2 separate regions of the Homo sapiens genome follow, and region 1 is linked to region 2. Evidence: read pairs that join two places in POLR2A ChIA-PET (ENCODE). Cell type or tissue: Panc1. All regions are shown on one strand. Links, peaks and the distances in the headings refer to the core of each region. The heading gives the core; the rest is flanking DNA. Region 1 overlaps ZEB1 (zinc finger E-box binding homeobox 1). Region 2 overlaps EPC1-AS1 (EPC1 antisense RNA 1).

What was found. Peaks named below come from ENCODE experiments on the same cell type or tissue, not always from the same donor. Only the 100,000 strongest peaks of a DNase experiment are listed, where the experiment ranks them.
Region 1: POLR2A ChIA-PET joins it to region 2 with 6 read pairs; 2 of 35 experiments call an interaction of 5 or more read pairs at or near these places.

The regions. Positions count from the first base shown.
Region 1 is chr10:31,386,739-31,395,081 of GRCh38, reverse strand. All of the region lies in intron 1 of ZEB1 (zinc finger E-box binding homeobox 1), which reads right to left. Among named protein-coding and RNA genes, the nearest start is that of ZEB1, 72 kb to the right of the region's middle. RefSeq lists enhancers at 821-960, 1,051-1,100. In Panc1, for the core only: no CTCF peak of the experiment used is centred there; a DNase peak (open chromatin) is centred at 4,060.
Region 2 is chr10:32,348,922-32,357,264 of GRCh38, reverse strand. The region is part of intron 1 of EPC1-AS1 (EPC1 antisense RNA 1); the gene reads right to left. It also overlaps a transcript of EPC1 not described here. Among named protein-coding and RNA genes, the nearest start is that of EPC1-AS1, 5.7 kb to the right of the region's middle. In Panc1, for the core only: no CTCF peak of the experiment used is centred there; no DNase peak of the experiment used is centred there; H3K27ac peaks cover 519 bases.

The DNA.
Region 1 (8,343 bases), core at 185-8,184, 960 kb after region 2:
ATTGAATTCGTTAATCCCCTGTATCACTAAAGCACAAGCAACAACCCACTTCCTCTCCAGTATTTGGACTTAATGAAGGGCACTGCCATTAACCCCTGCCCAAGTCAGGACCCAGGAGTTATCTCTGGTGTATGATTCTTCATCCCCTCATCCAATTAAGTTCTAACTTGTAAATATCTCTCTATATACCCACCTCTCTTCATCCTCATTGTCACCACACTAGCTCAAGCCCCAGTATCTCTTTCCTAGATTTACTGTGAAGCTTACTAAATTCACACCCTCCCATCCTTCATGATGCAGATTCAGCAATCTCAGAAAAATGCAAATCTGTAGTACATGCATATGACGGAACATTATACAGCTATGAGAACAATTAGCAACCACAGTCAACAATATGGATAAATCTCATAATCGTAATGCTTCACCCAAGTGAATACACATTGTATGCCCCTATTTATATTAAGTACAATGTAGGCAATATCCTCCATATACAGTGAGAAGTCAGGCAAGAGGTCTCCCTTGGTGGGCAAGAGACAGGACTGACTGGAAGGAAAATGAAGGGGAACTTTTAGGATGCTGATATTGTTGTTTTTCTTCATCTAGGTGTTCATCACATAGGTGTGCTAAGTCTGTGAAAATTCACGAAGCAGTATGCTAATGCTTCTATATGTATTAGGCATTAATAAAAAACTTTAGAAAAAAAAATCTGAGCGTCAATGTCTTCCCACTGTTCTCAAGCTAAAGCCCAAAGGCTAGTATCTAATATTGACTTGCAAGATATTTCACCGTACAGTGTCATCTTTCCCTCTCTCCGTGTCTTTTATCTTGAATGTGTTTTGTTCTTCTTCCTTTATGACTCTTACATCTGCTGTGCCCTTAGCTCAAAACACCACCTTGCCTTCTCATTTGGTTTGATTAAATCTAATGTCCCTCAGATTCAGTTAAAATTTCATTTGTGCAACCTGAAATAGATTGTAGTTTTGTTTTCTGACCTCAGATTGGGTTCTGATCACTTCCACTTTCCCACCATCACTCCTCTTTAGCTGTGAGGGCAGGCAATGTGTTTTGTTTACCACTCTATTCTCACAGTTCTCTATAGATTTGATGACTGAATATATTTACTTATATCCTATACAAGGACGTGGCAGGTAGCTGTGGCAAAGTTTCAAAGTCTAAGTACTCCAGTATAAATGATGAGATTGCTAAGAGTGTTTGATATGCAAACTTAAAGGAAATAAAAGTTAAACATTAAATTGTTTATACACAAAAAGATATAAGCCATGCATGTATCTTTCAGGCACAGGGAGAAGTCACTTTTAATGGTTCTTAAATGTATTTGAAAGTTCTATTTTAAACAATATCTATGGTAATAAAACTCTGAAACAAAATCATAAAGTTTTAGTCATTGTCTACACACAGATGTTGAATTGTTTTTAATGTCACGAAAACCAGGAACCTAGCACTGTTTTAATGAATTGAGTGAGGTCAACTAATTGCTTCAGTTTCTTTTAATGAGAAGTCACAAAAATATTTAATATCTATCTACCTCAACTTTTTTGAAAAAAACTATTTACAAATATTTGCAAATATTCCTAAGAAGAATTTAAGCTTTTCTAAATTAAACATAAAATAATTTGATGAATACAAAGTAAAAATATAACTTTTTATTTGTTAGAAATACCCATGGAAAATAACACAGGTGGCCTATCAAGTGGCATTCACAAACTGTTCTTCCTGGATAAAAAAGCAAAATCTGGTCACTTTTTATAATAGCAGAAAAGCATGAGTGATAACTACCTTAAGTGAAAATGTCCGAAGGAATAAAAACAAAACCAAAACTATAATGTTTCAGAAGTCAATACCATTTTCTATAATGAGCTTTATACTATAAATTTTAGAATCTTTAAGCACAATTTAATTTAAATAAAAAATATAAATAGTACAGCTGGGCATGGTGGCTCATGCCTGATAGTCCCAGCTCTTTGGGAGACCAAGGTGGGAGGATCGCTTGAGCTCAGGGGTTTGAGACCAGCCTGGGCAACATGATGAGACCCCCGTCTCAACAAAAAACACAGAAAAATTAGCTCAGCATCTTGGTGCACACCTGTGGTTCCAGCTACTCAGGAGGCTGAAACAGGAGGATGGCTTGAGCCTCAGAGGTCGAGGCTCCAGTGAGCTGTGGTTGTGCCACTGCACTCTAGGCTGGGTGACAGAGTGAGACCTTGTCTCAAACAAACAAAAAAATATATATATGGATATATAATATCATCTATATAAAAGTATATTAATATATTTTACATTTATATATATGTAGTGTTCCAAGTTGCCTTGTTTTCTACTCCTTTCAGAAAATAATTGTCTTTTATATAACATCCTCTATATTTCTTTTTATTCTAATATTCAGTTTATGGTATAAATGCACTAGATCTTAAACTAGGCAGACTTTACTGGTTAGTACCAAGAAAAAGAAAAAATAATATTTCCTTCATTTTGAGAAAAAGGTATTAGTTTCCCTAATTAATACAGAACTTGCTTACTTACCATTTCTAAAGTCCTACTATAACATTAAAAGCATCTTATGATCAAAAAGACCTTAAAATGCCCTTATCACTGAAAACCAACAGGAAGTGTATATAGGCTACTGAAGAATTTCTTTAACTAGGGTTCAGAACCTAAAACTGTCCCAATAATGCCCAGTGTAATGTTTATTAAGGCAATTACCTACTTTTTTAATATTCTGGAAATATAAAAATAACATTATTCACCTATTTTCTTGAGTTTTAGTTTTGGAGACAGAATTTGAAGAGAGAAAAAGGGATTTAAATTATAATGGATAATTCCTTTTCTTTTTAATCTATCTTCAAGAACTTATCACATAGCCTCATACTTTATTGGAAGGCCATTTTAATGTTAACTAGTAGAGTCCACTCAAAGGGCAGAACAGAAGAAAGCATTAGCAAACTAACTGCTCCCATTTAGGCTGGTATTTTCAAGTTTAATTAGTTGAAGTTAAATGTATTTTTCTTTTAAAAATCAGTATGAATTTTAAAGAAATAAACTTTAATTTTCACAAGTATTAAATTTCAAATGAAGATAAGTTAAATTCTTTCAACTTCAGTTTATCAGTAAAATGATCACATTAGACTAGATCACAGTGGTTGTCGACCAAATTTTTTGTTATGAAATCCTCTGAGAATATGATGAAAATATGGACATTCTCCCCAGTAAAAACACATATATACAAAATATGACTGTAATTTTAGGGGATTCAACAGAATCTCTGAAATCCATCCAAGGATCCCCAGGTAAAAAGGGTACTAGATTATATTTCAGGTCTTTTGTAGCTTTAAATTATGGTTTCAGAAATAAGGCAAAAGCCTTTAAACAAAAGGAAGTCAGTCTTGAGAATAAAAGTGAAAAATGCAGACACAACTCATTAGTTTACTCATTGCTGTTGAAGACATTAGCTAAGCAAGGCTGAACATCTTACTTATATAGATGTGTTAATCTGACAAAATAATTCATACCTGAGACATTAGAGGTTAGGCAAAATCAGATTCTTACATAAACCCAGGATATTTCTAGACATGAAAATGTGTGACATTCACAGCTTTCAAATGACAGTAAATTGTCTCCCTCATCCCAACTCCACCATCACCACCAACTCCAATACCTTCCTTCTTAGAGTGAGGAAGAAAAATATATACCGAAAGCTATATTTGAGACCTTTCAGGTGACTGTTTTGGGGGAGGGGCAATATTTTCAAATTCTGAAATTTCTTATTTAGAAATAATTATTGGATCTCACACACACACACACACACACACACACACACACACACACACACACAAACTTACCTGTGGTTCTTGTTCTCTGAAGGAAATGCAGTAATTGAAAACATCCCCACACTCTTGGGTACATTCTCCTAAGTGTGAATGGATTTGGAATGCACCATAGCTTAACTTTGGAACGCTAACTTATGCCACCCTGCACTGGCAGTTGGCATCCACCTGCCTACATAAATAATAATGTAAGCCTGTCATCTTGAGTCATGCACCTTGTGAAGGAAAAGTATTCTCTGGAGAGAGGTGGTGCAATGACTGTCTTTCGAGACAAACAGTCTCTTCTATAGCACTTGAGGGTAGATCCACACTACTAAGGAGGTGACTGTATGCTTCAAAAATGTACTAAAATCAATACATTAAAAATGTTAAAGAATGAAAACGGAAAGATGTTCCTCTGTAAAAGAAGCTCTTAGGAGACTGATTGCTGAACTGGTCAGGATCCAATGGTCAACACCAGAGCTAAGAATTACAAGTACTTAAATACTTGTAACGAAGTAAGCCTAATCCCTGCATTCAGTAGCCTTGTATTTTGTGTTCATGCTTGACTACCAGAGGTTTATGTGACAGATGCAATGGAAACCAATGGTAGGAAAATACCTTGAAATGGCCAAGACCCTGAAAACTGCTGTGGTTACTGTCAAAGGAGAATTAGTTTTCAAGAGAAATGATAGCAGCGTTGTGCTGTTAGATGATCTACATTTTATAAATTCAAGTAATCATTCAAAAATTGTAAAATTTCGTAAACCTTATATCTTAATGTAATAATTTAGATGTAAAATGTTTAAATATGTATGGACTAAATCCTTGCCATTTGAGCCCCTCTTCTGTCTTAAACATACTAGGTCATTAGGAAGAAATGGGCTAGAGATATCTTCTAGTTTACAGGCTGATTTTTGGAGGATTATTAAAATCCTGCGCAGAGAAAGAGATGCTCTATTTTCTAGTCCTCCAAGATTCCAGGCAGCCTGATGATGTCCTCTTCTCAAGTTAAACCAGAGAAGGGTTGTCAGATAAAATATAGGACACCCAGTCAAATTTGAATTTCGAATAAGCAGTAACTTCTTTGGTAAAAGTTTGCCTCAAATATAGCATGGGACAAAATTACACTAAACCATTATTTGTTATTTACTTGAAATTCAAATTACACTGGACATCCTGTTTTGTTTTGTTTTTTCCTTCTGCTAAATTTGGAAACTCTAAACAAGGGGAGTTCGCAGGGTCATCCAGTGGATTTTGGCATGTATGAGGCTAAAATGAGAATTCCACTCATTGTCTAGATCTGAACTGTGGAATATGGTACCTACTAGCCACGTGCGGCTATTGAGCACTTGAACTGTGGCTAGTCCAATATAAGATGTGCTGTGAGTATAAAATACACAGATTTTGAATGCTGAGTATGAAAAAAATCTCATAAAACATTCTATTAATTATATGTTGGAATAATATTTTTGTATATATTGGGTTAAATAAAATGTAATGAAAACTAATTTTGCCTCTTTTTATTTTCTTAATATGGCCATTAAGAACTTAAAATTACATACGTAGCTTCTATTTATGGCTCGAATTATCTTTGTACCATATAGTGCTGGTCTAGATGTCTCCAAAGGCTAGAATTTCTTTGTTGTCCCATCTCTAAAAAAAAATCAGTACGGTAAACACATAAGACTGCTTCTCTCACCTCCCTCCAGCTACCAGAGTAGGTAAAGAGCATGATCATGCCAGGGAAACAAAATTTATAGTAGGGACTAGCATGAACTGGCTAGGAACACTTCAAAAACAAAAACAAAATGTGGCATACAGATACCGATGAAAGACAAATCAGAAACCTGATCTTTGACAAATTCTTACATGATTAGAAAAAAGAAATAAACACTAATATAGGTATGTGTATATGTACACATGAAAATCAAATCTTCTCCCAGATATTAGTTTCAATGGAAGAAGCCCTCGGTACCATTATTTTGGGTTTTCCCTCCTACCTATGATCAAAATCATAGAACAACAGTTGATTTTGTCACCTCCTATGAATTGAGATGGATAAGTTATTAATAAGAATTGTTAAGGAAATGATCTTATTTTTGATACTGTAGATACAGACGGCAAGATCTCATAGATCTCATAGGTCCCCATTTTATTTATACATCCTACAAAACTGATCTGAAATTAGAACACGAGTTCTAGGATAGTGAAATAAACTTTTCTTTTCTAAAGTATGTTGCTAAAATATGTACTATCATAAAACAAAACTCACTTTAAAAAAGGTGTATGTTTAGGGAGACTTCTTAGATTACAAGTATTTTAGTTAGAATAAACCTTTAGTTTGGTTAAGAAATAATAACCTGTTTAGTTATTTCTATAACCCACCTTATAATTTTCATTAGGTTGGAGATTTAATTCAAAGTGTTTTCTCAACTGGCAAAAAGGGATAACATATTTGTCCATTCTATTCTATGCTATTATAAAGGCTAAGATATTTAGCATGCTCTTGCAAATAAAAATTAAAAAAAACTGTACGTATATATAGATTATCTCTATACACCCAATAATCTATATTTCTTTTCTAATAAAACCTACATGATATCTGTTTTGAAGATTTAAATCTTTTAAGTTTACCTGCAGTTATAATAACCAAGACTAGTTCTAACTCCTCGACCATTTACATACAAAAAAAGTAAATTGGTTCTCAAGGTTTTTCAAAAAGGTCCAATTTGTATTTTTTCCTCATTCTAACAGCAAACACACAAGTATTTTTCCTCTTTAATATCTTCTATTATACAGCTATAGGAAGAACAACGGTTTTGAAAAATTATCCTGCATCAGAGGTAGGGTTGCTAGACAAAAATCAGCAGATTACTCCCCACTTTAATGGTCCATAAGAAGTTCACATTTTGTAGAACTAAAGTCTTCAGGATCACTTTAAGAGCTTTAAGAAAAGATAAATGAAAGGGACAAATTTAATGTCTTCACCAGTACTTTAAGTCTCATTGTTAATACTACAGAATACTGGGAATTACAATCTAAAATGTTTTACTAGACATTTAGTCTCTTGTTATTCAAAGTATTCTTGCCTAAGACTGACCTAATCCTAATATTAATGACATTTTCGAAATCAGCATGCTTCTGCTCTTCTCCATAGTCAATTAATGATATCCAAATGACATTTGAATTTAAGACTGGTCATTTTGAGAGACATCTATAGATTATATTAGTTAACAATAAGGTTTTCTGATGTCAGAATTTGGAAGTAAAGCACAGACATTAATTTGCTTATCCTTCATAAGGTTTCCCTGATAGAACCAACATATTTATTCTTCATTTCCTGAAGACAGGAAGAAGTTGTAAGACGAAAAAGAAATTGCCAATTTTAAGTAATTTTTTCAAGTTTTAAGTAATATTTTTCAATTAAGATCTGACATAAAAAATTTTATGATTACATACCTTTTAAAGATTAGATGACCTTTGCTTCCACACTTTCTGAAGTGTAATACAGAATACAAAATGGTTTGAGGGGCTTTCCCTGAAGTAAAGATAAGATACAGCTTCAAAAAGATCATGAAAAGTAATTCTTCACAGCTGGCTCTATCAACTGAAGCTATTATGTCACTAGATTGCCTAAATGGTGTCATTGTTTCAAAATTCTTAATCCATATCTCAAGACATACAAGAAAAATTTTTGATTAACTCCAGCAGTTATTAACTGAATAAATGCAGACTAAACTGGAAGGTTTTACTATGACTGGGATTTTTTTTAAAGTAAAACAAAACAAAAATATCCATACATCCCCAGGACATGCTTCACTTCTAAATAACGAAAAGCACCTCTTGATGAATGTGTGATGTCCTACCCACAGGTAGGGCCTCCCTTCTGTGCGAACGTCTGAAGGTCTCACACCCTCAATGGAGCATTCCAAAACCAGTCTTAGGTTAGGAGCCTGGGCCCACGAGTGTGCACTCACTACACAGTGCTTACCTTTAGAGAACAAGGTGGCTGACACAAACTGATCAAGTTCTCACACCCCACACCTCCAAGAACACTGAAAAAGATCTGCAGATCTTTCTTGGTGCAGGAGGGACCTCTTTATATTCCTCTTGTGGTGGAAGTTTAAGGTTGTCCTAAGGGAGGAGAGAAGAGTAAAAGATTATACTGGGATCAAACTATTTTGATCAAGCTTATCTTCTATATTACAAAATGAAGTTTTGAGAACAGAAATTAGATAAAATCATGAGTATTCTTAAAATCACATTCTCTTCATTCACAAAAATATCTCCTCTAAATACTGCATGTTTCAAATATTACTCCTTAGACCCAAAACCTTAAGTGACTAGTTCAACATCCACCCCCATCACTGGGAAGTTGAGAAGTTGAAAAAATACAGAAAAACTGTAGGTTGCCAAATGATCATAATTATAAATTCCATTTTAAAATATATATACATAGCTAAACTCATTAAAAAGCAATGGGTTAGAGCCAGCGGAAATTCTGTCCTCCCTTTGTATT
Region 2 (8,343 bases), core at 27-8,026:
TTTTACCTGTGTCAGTAATTCATGTAGAGAAGTCATGTAGGTCTTTGGTTTCCAAGCTTCTACAGCTTTAACTCTGGAAGATACGTCATGTACTCTGTTCTAACATGGGAGGCGCTGAGGATGATAGCTACTCTGTGTCCCTGGCTATGTCCTGAAGCTTAACTGATTTTTGACTTCAAAGTGGTCTCATTCTTGTGAACAAGTACTTAAACAATGATTATAGGAGGGTACTGGGAAATCACTTTTTTGGGGGCTTTGGTAAATTTTTTTATTTTTATTTTTTTGATGCGGAGTCTCGCTCCCTCGCCCAGGCTGGAGTGCAGTGGTGCGATCTCAGCTCACTGCAAGCTCCGCCTCCCGGGTTCACGCCATTCTCCTGCCTCAGCCTCCCGAGTTGGGACTACAGGTGCCCACCACCACGCCCAGCTAATTTTTTGTATTTTTAGTAGAGATGGGGTTTCACCGTGTTAGGCAGGATGGTCTCGATCTCCTGACCCCGTGATCCGCCCGCCTCGGCCTCCCAAAGTGCTGGGATTACAGGCGTGAGCCACCGCGCCTGGCGGTAAATGTTTAATCAACGTGCGCAGGCACCACTAGGCCTATAACTTCCAATTCACGGCTCAGCTCACAGAGTCTATTTTCCTCCCACGGTGTCCTAAAGAAAATGGGTTTACTGTGACCTCCTCATTCTTTTTGATTCTCCTCGTTGATCTCCTCCTTGAAATGCTGACCTCATTTGGCTTGTCTCCAGGCTTGTCCCAGCCTCTCCCTCTGTTCTTGTCCTGGGTATCTTCTAGATGTTGGTATTCCCCAGGGCTCCATTCTCTATGCTCCTCTCTCACTCCCTGAGTGAGTCTTCACACCAAGAATCCCACTCCATGGGCTTCCAGTCATTCACTTTCCCTTCCCTGCTCTGAAAGGGAAGGGGAACTAGATTCACAGTGCTTACCTAAGCAATTGGCACAATGTTACTCAAGGTGTCATGGAGAAGAATAAATATAGTGAAAGATAAAACATTTTATTTCACTAATCTTAATTTATTAGATGATAATTCTGTACCCCAAGTTTCAGTAAGAAAACAGAATTTCCTTCCTCGTGTTATAAAAGCAAAAGCAATTCATGATATTTTCTCTCTCGAAGCCCTTCCTCCCTGACAGTCTTTGTCTACCACCCACTAATAAATTGTACTTAAATGTTCCAACATATGTTTCTACTTCATTAACAATTTTTCTCTAAATTTTGTTCCTTTGTTCCTTCACCCATCATGTACCATCTGTACCATACTGATTTGTATGTGCATTACTTAGTAAAACTAATGCTTAAGTAGTCTATCTACTCAAAAGTGTAAGGCACTGGCCAGGTGCAGTGGCTTACACCTGTAATCCCAGCACTTTGGGAGGCCAAAGCAGGCAGATCACCTGCGGTCTGGAGTTCAAGACCAGCCTGGCCAACATGGTGAAACCTTGTCTCTACTAAAAATACAAAAATTAGCTGGGTGTGGTGGCGCACGCCTGTAGTCCCAGCTACTCGGGAGGCTGAGGCAGGAGAATGGCTTGAACTCAGGAGGCGGAGGTTGCAGCCAAGATCATGCCACTGCACTCTAGCCTGGTCAACTCTGTCCCAAAAAAAAAAAAAAAAAAAAAAAAAAAAAAAAAAAGGGTAAGGCACTAAAGGTAGTGTGTTCTTTGTTTTTGTCTTTCTACCATTTATAACCTTGCACCAATGCCTGGCCTACACATAGTAATCTGTCAGTATGTGCCAGTCAATGGATTTAATGGGTTGACAGTAATTTAACGTAATCCAGTTTAGATAAATACCACCAAATATTTCTAAAATGTATACAGTTTAATTTGTACATTTTTCTAAGATAGACTTTTATTCTGAGAAATTAATTGTTGGGATGAGACATGGAAGAGACTACCGAATAGTTCCTCTGCTAAGGAGTAAATTATTATTTTTCAAGTTCAGTTTCTCAACAGTTTCCTGTTCACGCATCCCACCACTTCTCCAACTGCAACTAGTAGTATCCTCCTTAAAATGCTGTCATAGAGGTATCAACTGCTTGCCAGCACAGTGAGGAAAAGATCAGATGATTTACAGCAGTGGTCCCCAGTCTTTTTGGCACCAGGGACTAGTTTCATGGGAGACAACTTTTCTATGGATCCAGGGGAGGGAGTGCTCCCCCTATGAGGATGATTCAAGTGCATTACATTTATTGTGCACTTTCTTTCTATTATTATTACATTGTAATATATAATGAAACAGTTCTACAACTCACCATAATGTAGAATCAGTGGGAGCCCTGAGCTTGTTTTCCTGCAACTAGACAGTCCTATGTGGGGACAGTGATGGGAGGCAGTGACAGATCATCAGGCATTAGATTCTCATAAGGAACATGCAACCCAGATCCCTCAATGTGCAGCTCAGAATAAGGCTTGAGGTCCTATGAGAATCTAATGCCGGGTGAAGCTTGGGTGGTAATGTGGGCACTAGGGATTGGCTGTAAATACAGATGAAGCTTTGCTGGCTTGCCTGCCACCCACTTCTGTGCTGTGTGGCCAGTTACACATTACACATTTACAATAAATGTGTAAATCCCAATACATTTACACATTTATTGTGTAAATCCTAAGGTTATAGAAAACCTAAACCTTAGGATTTACACAATAAATGTGTAAAGACATTCTATTTAGATTACATAGAAAATCTAAAATGTATTGTGTGACATCTTTTTTAAATCCCAATACTGCTGCAACTACAATTCTCAGATAGTCCCATTTGTTTAAATCACGCATTTTCTTTCTTTTTTTTGAGGCAGAGTCTCACTCTGTCGCCCAGGCTGGAGTGCAGTGGCACAATCTTGGCTCACTTCAAGCTCCGCCTCCCGGGTCCACACCATTCTCCTACCTCAGCCTCCCAAGTAGCTGGGATTACAGGCGCCCACCACCATGCCCAGCTAATTTTTTGTATTGAATCATGCATTTTTCATTTCTTTTTTGTTGTTGTTGTTAAACTTCATATTGAAGATAAAGTTAAACTGAAATAACTTTGAGTCCATCCTGCTACTGTTTGCTAAGATTGATAATTTGCCCTTTATTCTCTTAAGGTACAGATATATTGTTTCTAAATATATTCTGAATGATTTTATTTTATGTGAAAAATAGTTCTTAAAGATTATGTACAGACCTCCATGCACAAATTACTCAGTAAGGAAATCAGTACTTCAGATATTGTTTCTGTGACACCTTAGTAAATATATTGAAAGGCAACTGTAATATTTTCTTTCCAACATTTCCTAGATGAAAAAAACAACATACTATAAAGGGCTTCCAGTGTTTGTTTACCTAAATGTTATGGTGGAAGAATTGTTTGCAGTCATTTCTTTATGTAGCTTATTATGAAAGTAAAAAGCAGGAAGTTAAGAGAAATGATTAGAAATGATTACTTCAAGTGATAATGTATTCAGTATTCATACTTTTGCAGAATGCTTTAAATTATTGCACTACATCACTTTTTAATGTAGAGATCATTGTGCATTTACATGGTTTAAAGATATTAATTTCACATTTTCCCAATTAAATACAAATACAGTACCTCACTTTATTATTAGTCCCGTGAGGATGTAGAGACCATATCTTGTTTATTATTGTTTCTCCAACACAAACTGTCTTGCCTTAGCTCTTAGTAAACATTTGATAAATATTTGTTGAATGCTTGAAGAAATGAGGAATCCGGACTCCTGCTACCAAAACCAGTATTATGATTTTTAATCTTGTTGTCCCATCAAAGAGAGTTTAACTCTTTGCATCACTGTCCATTCTGGCTGTCATTCTTTCCTGCCTGGCTCAGAAAAAGACAGCCCTAAAATTAACCCATTTAAATGATTCTTTGCTTTTAGTATACAAACATGCCCACATCTCTCCTACTTTCAAAAACAATGAAACCCTTGACTTCAAATAGCTACCCCTTTCTCTCTCTCTTTGCCCTTCATTACCAACCCTCTTAAACATCTCTTTCTTCGATTCTAGTTCGCACTTCACTTCAATCTGGGACTGCACTCTGGAATCAGATACCAGGGATTTCTTTTTTTGCTTTTTTTTTTTTTTTTTGAAATGGAGTTGTGCTCTTGTTGCCCAGGTTGGAGTGCAATGGCGCGATCTTGGCTCATTGCAACCTCCGCCTCCTTGGTTCAAGGTATTTTTCTGCCTCAGCCTCCTGAGTAGCTGGGATTACAGGCATGTGCCACCACGCCCAGCTAATTTTATATTTTTAGTAGAGACAGGGTTTCTCCGTGTTGGTCAGGCTAGTCTTGTACTCCCCACCTCAGGTAATCTGTCCGCTTCAGCCTCCCAAAGTGCTGGGATTACAGGTGTGAGCCACTGTGTCTGGCCAGATAGATACTAGGGATACTAAGCACTGCCTCTTATCAGCTTCCTGGCCATAAGCCAGTCACACAACCTCTCTAAACCCAACAGGAAATACCTAACAGGGCTGTCACGAAAATTGAGATAATGCATTTAAAGTATTTCTGCATCACCTAGTACATACTAGGTGTTCCATAAATGGTAGCTATTCTTCCTGTTGACTGAAAGCATAATAGGAGCTCAGAGATGAGAAAGACTGGGGGAGGCTTATTTTGCATTTACCTAACTGCTCACCGATGCTTCAGATTAGGAAATTAGGGCCCAGAGAGTTTAAGTAGTCAATGTTTCATGGGGGAGGTGATATTTGAGCTGGATTTTGAAGAATAATAACAATATCTTACATCTATTGAGGGTTCACTGTGGGCCAGGGATGATTCTAAGTGCTTTACATGGTTTGTTTTACTTAGTGTCCAAAACATTCCTGTGAAATAGGATTTCGGTAGACAGTCTGAGGCAGGACAGGGAGGACAGACTGAAAAGAATCAATACAGCTGGGCGGGGCGCAGTGGCTCACTCCTGTAATCCCAGCACTTTGGGAGGCTGAGGCGGGTGGATCACGAGGTCAGGAGATCGAGACCATCCTGGCTAACACAGTGAAACCCCATCTCTACTAAAAATTAAAAAAAAAATTAGCCGGGCGTGGTGGCAGGTGCCTGTAGTCCCAGCTACTCAGGAGGCTGAGGCAGAAGAATGGCGTGAACCTGGGAGGCGGAGGTTGCAGTGAGCCGAGATTGCGCCACTGCACTCCAGCCTGGGCGACAGAGCGAGACTCTGTTTCAAAAAAAAAAAAAAAAAAAATCAATATGGCTGGGCACGATGGTTCATGCCTGTCATCCCAGCACTTTGGGAGGACGAGGTGGGTGGATCACCTGAGATCAGGAGTTTGAGACCAGCCTGGCCAACATATGGTGAAACCCTGTCCTTACTAAAAAAAATACAAAAATTAGCCGGGCGTGATGGCGCACACTTGTAATCCCAGCTACTTGTGAAGCTGAGGTAGGAGAATCACTTGAACCCGGGAGGTGGAGGTTGCAGTGAGCCGAGATCACGCCACTGCACTCCAGCCTGGGCAACAGAGCAAGACTCCATCTCTCAAAATAAAATAAATAAATAAATAAATAATCAAAAGAATGAATAAAAACCTGGAGGCAGGAAAGACACGCTGATTTTTTTTCTTTTTTTAAGATGGAGTTTCGCTCTTATTGCCCAGCCCGGAGTGCAATGGTGCAATCTCGGCTCACTGCAACCTCCACCTCCCGGGTTAAAGCGATTCTCCTGCCTCAGCCTCCTGAGTAGCTGGGATTACAGGCGTGCACCACCATGCCTGGCTAATTTTTTGTATTTTTAGTAGAGATAGGGTTTCATCATGTTGGCCAGGCTGGTCGTGAACTCCTGACCTCAGGTGATCCACTCTCCTCGGCCTCCCAAAGTACTGGGATTACAGGCATGAGCCACCGCACCCAGCCGACATGCTGATTTCTGAAGATGGTGATGAGACTGCTAGCTAGAGTGAAAAGCTTGTCTTAAGCAATAATGACAAACGATGTTGGACAGAGTGGGGCAAAATTACAGGAGGTCTTGACAACCAAACACTCGAAAATTTGGCTTTATCTAATGGGCAAAACAAGAGCAGTTATAAAGATATGACTTGGGGAAGGGAAGATACAGAATGAAGTACAGTTTTTGGCACACTGACTTGGTGACATGCATTGTGAGGCCCCAGGGACCCAGAGCCTCTGCTTCCACTTTTGGTTACCACTAGCCACCAACAGAAGAGTACCAGCACAGTTTCCTATAAAGTGAGGGCTTTAAAAAGGTTTATTGAGGGAATGAGTAAATAAAGGATGGACTGAATAAATAAAGGATGAATGGGAGGCTGTTTCTAGGGGTGAAGTGATCAGAGTTGGGACTATGTTTAAGACAATGGAAATGGAAATTGGGAAGTAAATCCCAGAAACAATTTCAAAGAAGAAATCATAAGACTTGGATACATACCGAACATAAACTACTATTTAGAGCTGTATTTCAAATGTATTAGTTACCACAGAATGCAGTGTCAGAGCAGTTGCCTTTGGCATATTCTAAGTTTTTGTTAAGTAGAAATTCTGTATTTGGAACAGAAATCACATTTCTTGTGCTATTATATGTAATGATTATTACCATGAAAACTCATGTCTCTTTACTTTCTACTCCTACTCCATCCACCCAAGTTCTTACCAGTTTTATCTCCTAATTGGCTTGTTGTTGGAGTCTCCTACTGAACTCCGGCCAAATAAACCTCCTCATCCTCAATCATACCTGACAGTTGCCGCCTCTCACCCTTTTGTTCATACAGTTGCGTTCCCCCATGAATGTTCTTTCTTCTATAATAGCATTTCATTCCCATGAGCAGTTGAAACCTTAGCCATCCTTCAGAATCAGATCGCATGCTGCTTCTCCATGCTGTCTGATCAACCCAGATGGGACCTACTGCTCTCTTTTCTGAACTCCCATAGCCACTGCATTTCATTATACTGCCTTGCCACTTGGGCAACTGGGTATCCATTTACCAGTGTTTTATTTGTATCCCCTACAATGACAGTACTGTGTGTTACCTGGTTATCCAATACATATTTGTGACATCAAACTATCTTAAATACTCCAAATCCTTTCCCAAACAAGAGTTTCCCTCTGCCGTTAGGGTATTCACCTTTGCCCTAGCATACATTGTTTGCAACATCGAGAATTTCACATCACTTTTGTTGGGGATACTTAGAAAAAGAAGGAATTTTAAGTTGAGAACAGAAAAGAATTTTTAAAGTGAAAGTACAGGATTAACCATTTTTTCAAGGAATCTTTCGGACAGATAAAAGAATCTAGGGAAAACTAAACCTGAATCTTTACTGCTGCCTTCCTGTCCCTTAAGGTGAAGAAAAGTGAACTGCATAAAAAAGAGGCATGGGTCCGAACGCAGTGGCTCACACCTGTAATCCCAGCACTTTGGGAGGCCGAGGTGGGAGGACTGCTTGAGGTCAGGAGCTCAGGAGCAGCCTGGGCAACAGAGGGAGGCCCTGTCTTTAGAAAAAATTTAGAAATTAGCAGGGTATGGTGGCATGTACCTTTAGTCCCAGCTACTGATGGCTGAGGCAGGAGGATCACTTGAGCCCAGGAGTTCAAGCCTGCAGTAAGCCATGATCACAACACTGAACTCAGGCCTGGGAGATAGAGACACTGTCTCTAAAAAACAAAAATTTCAAAAAAGGGTTTTTTTGTTTGTTTGTTTGTTTTAATTTTATAAAAGAGGCTTGGGACTCCAGCCTTTGAGTCCTTGGGAACCCAGAAGGACCTGAGAGTTGGAAATCCACAGCATTGAGGAGACGGATAAAGGAATGATGAGAAAAAGGTGTCTCTTAGCAGGCATATAATATTATCTGCCAAAAGGCAAGTGAATCTGTAAGCTTATCTGTGAATTTGCCACGGAGGGTGATTTTAGACTCTCTAGAGAATAAGAAATTTTTTTGTACTCCACCCATTATTACTAATGTAGGATGTGGAAATAGTTATTTTGTTGTTTACTGTTATTTTAATGAGGGTAGAAATAATTCATTTCCTTGGTTCACTCTTGACTTACTCTATTTTGTTCTTAAAATCTTAGGCTCCTCAATTATGAATTCTACTGCTAGGACTTTCAGGAACCTAATGTTGTAGGCTGGAGAGGGCTGTCAGAATAATATTCAGCCAGTATTTTCGGAACTGTTAAACCTGGCTAAACAGGTGTCATTCCACAGTGAAGTTGGCAATTCTTGAGGCTCCCAGAAAGTGACTGCTATCTAATGACTCAGCTTGTGGATACGTCGCTACCGTTGTCTTAAGATACCTTTCTTCCCTTCATTTTTACTTTTTTTGCAAAGTTAACCCACACTTATCCTACATAATTTTA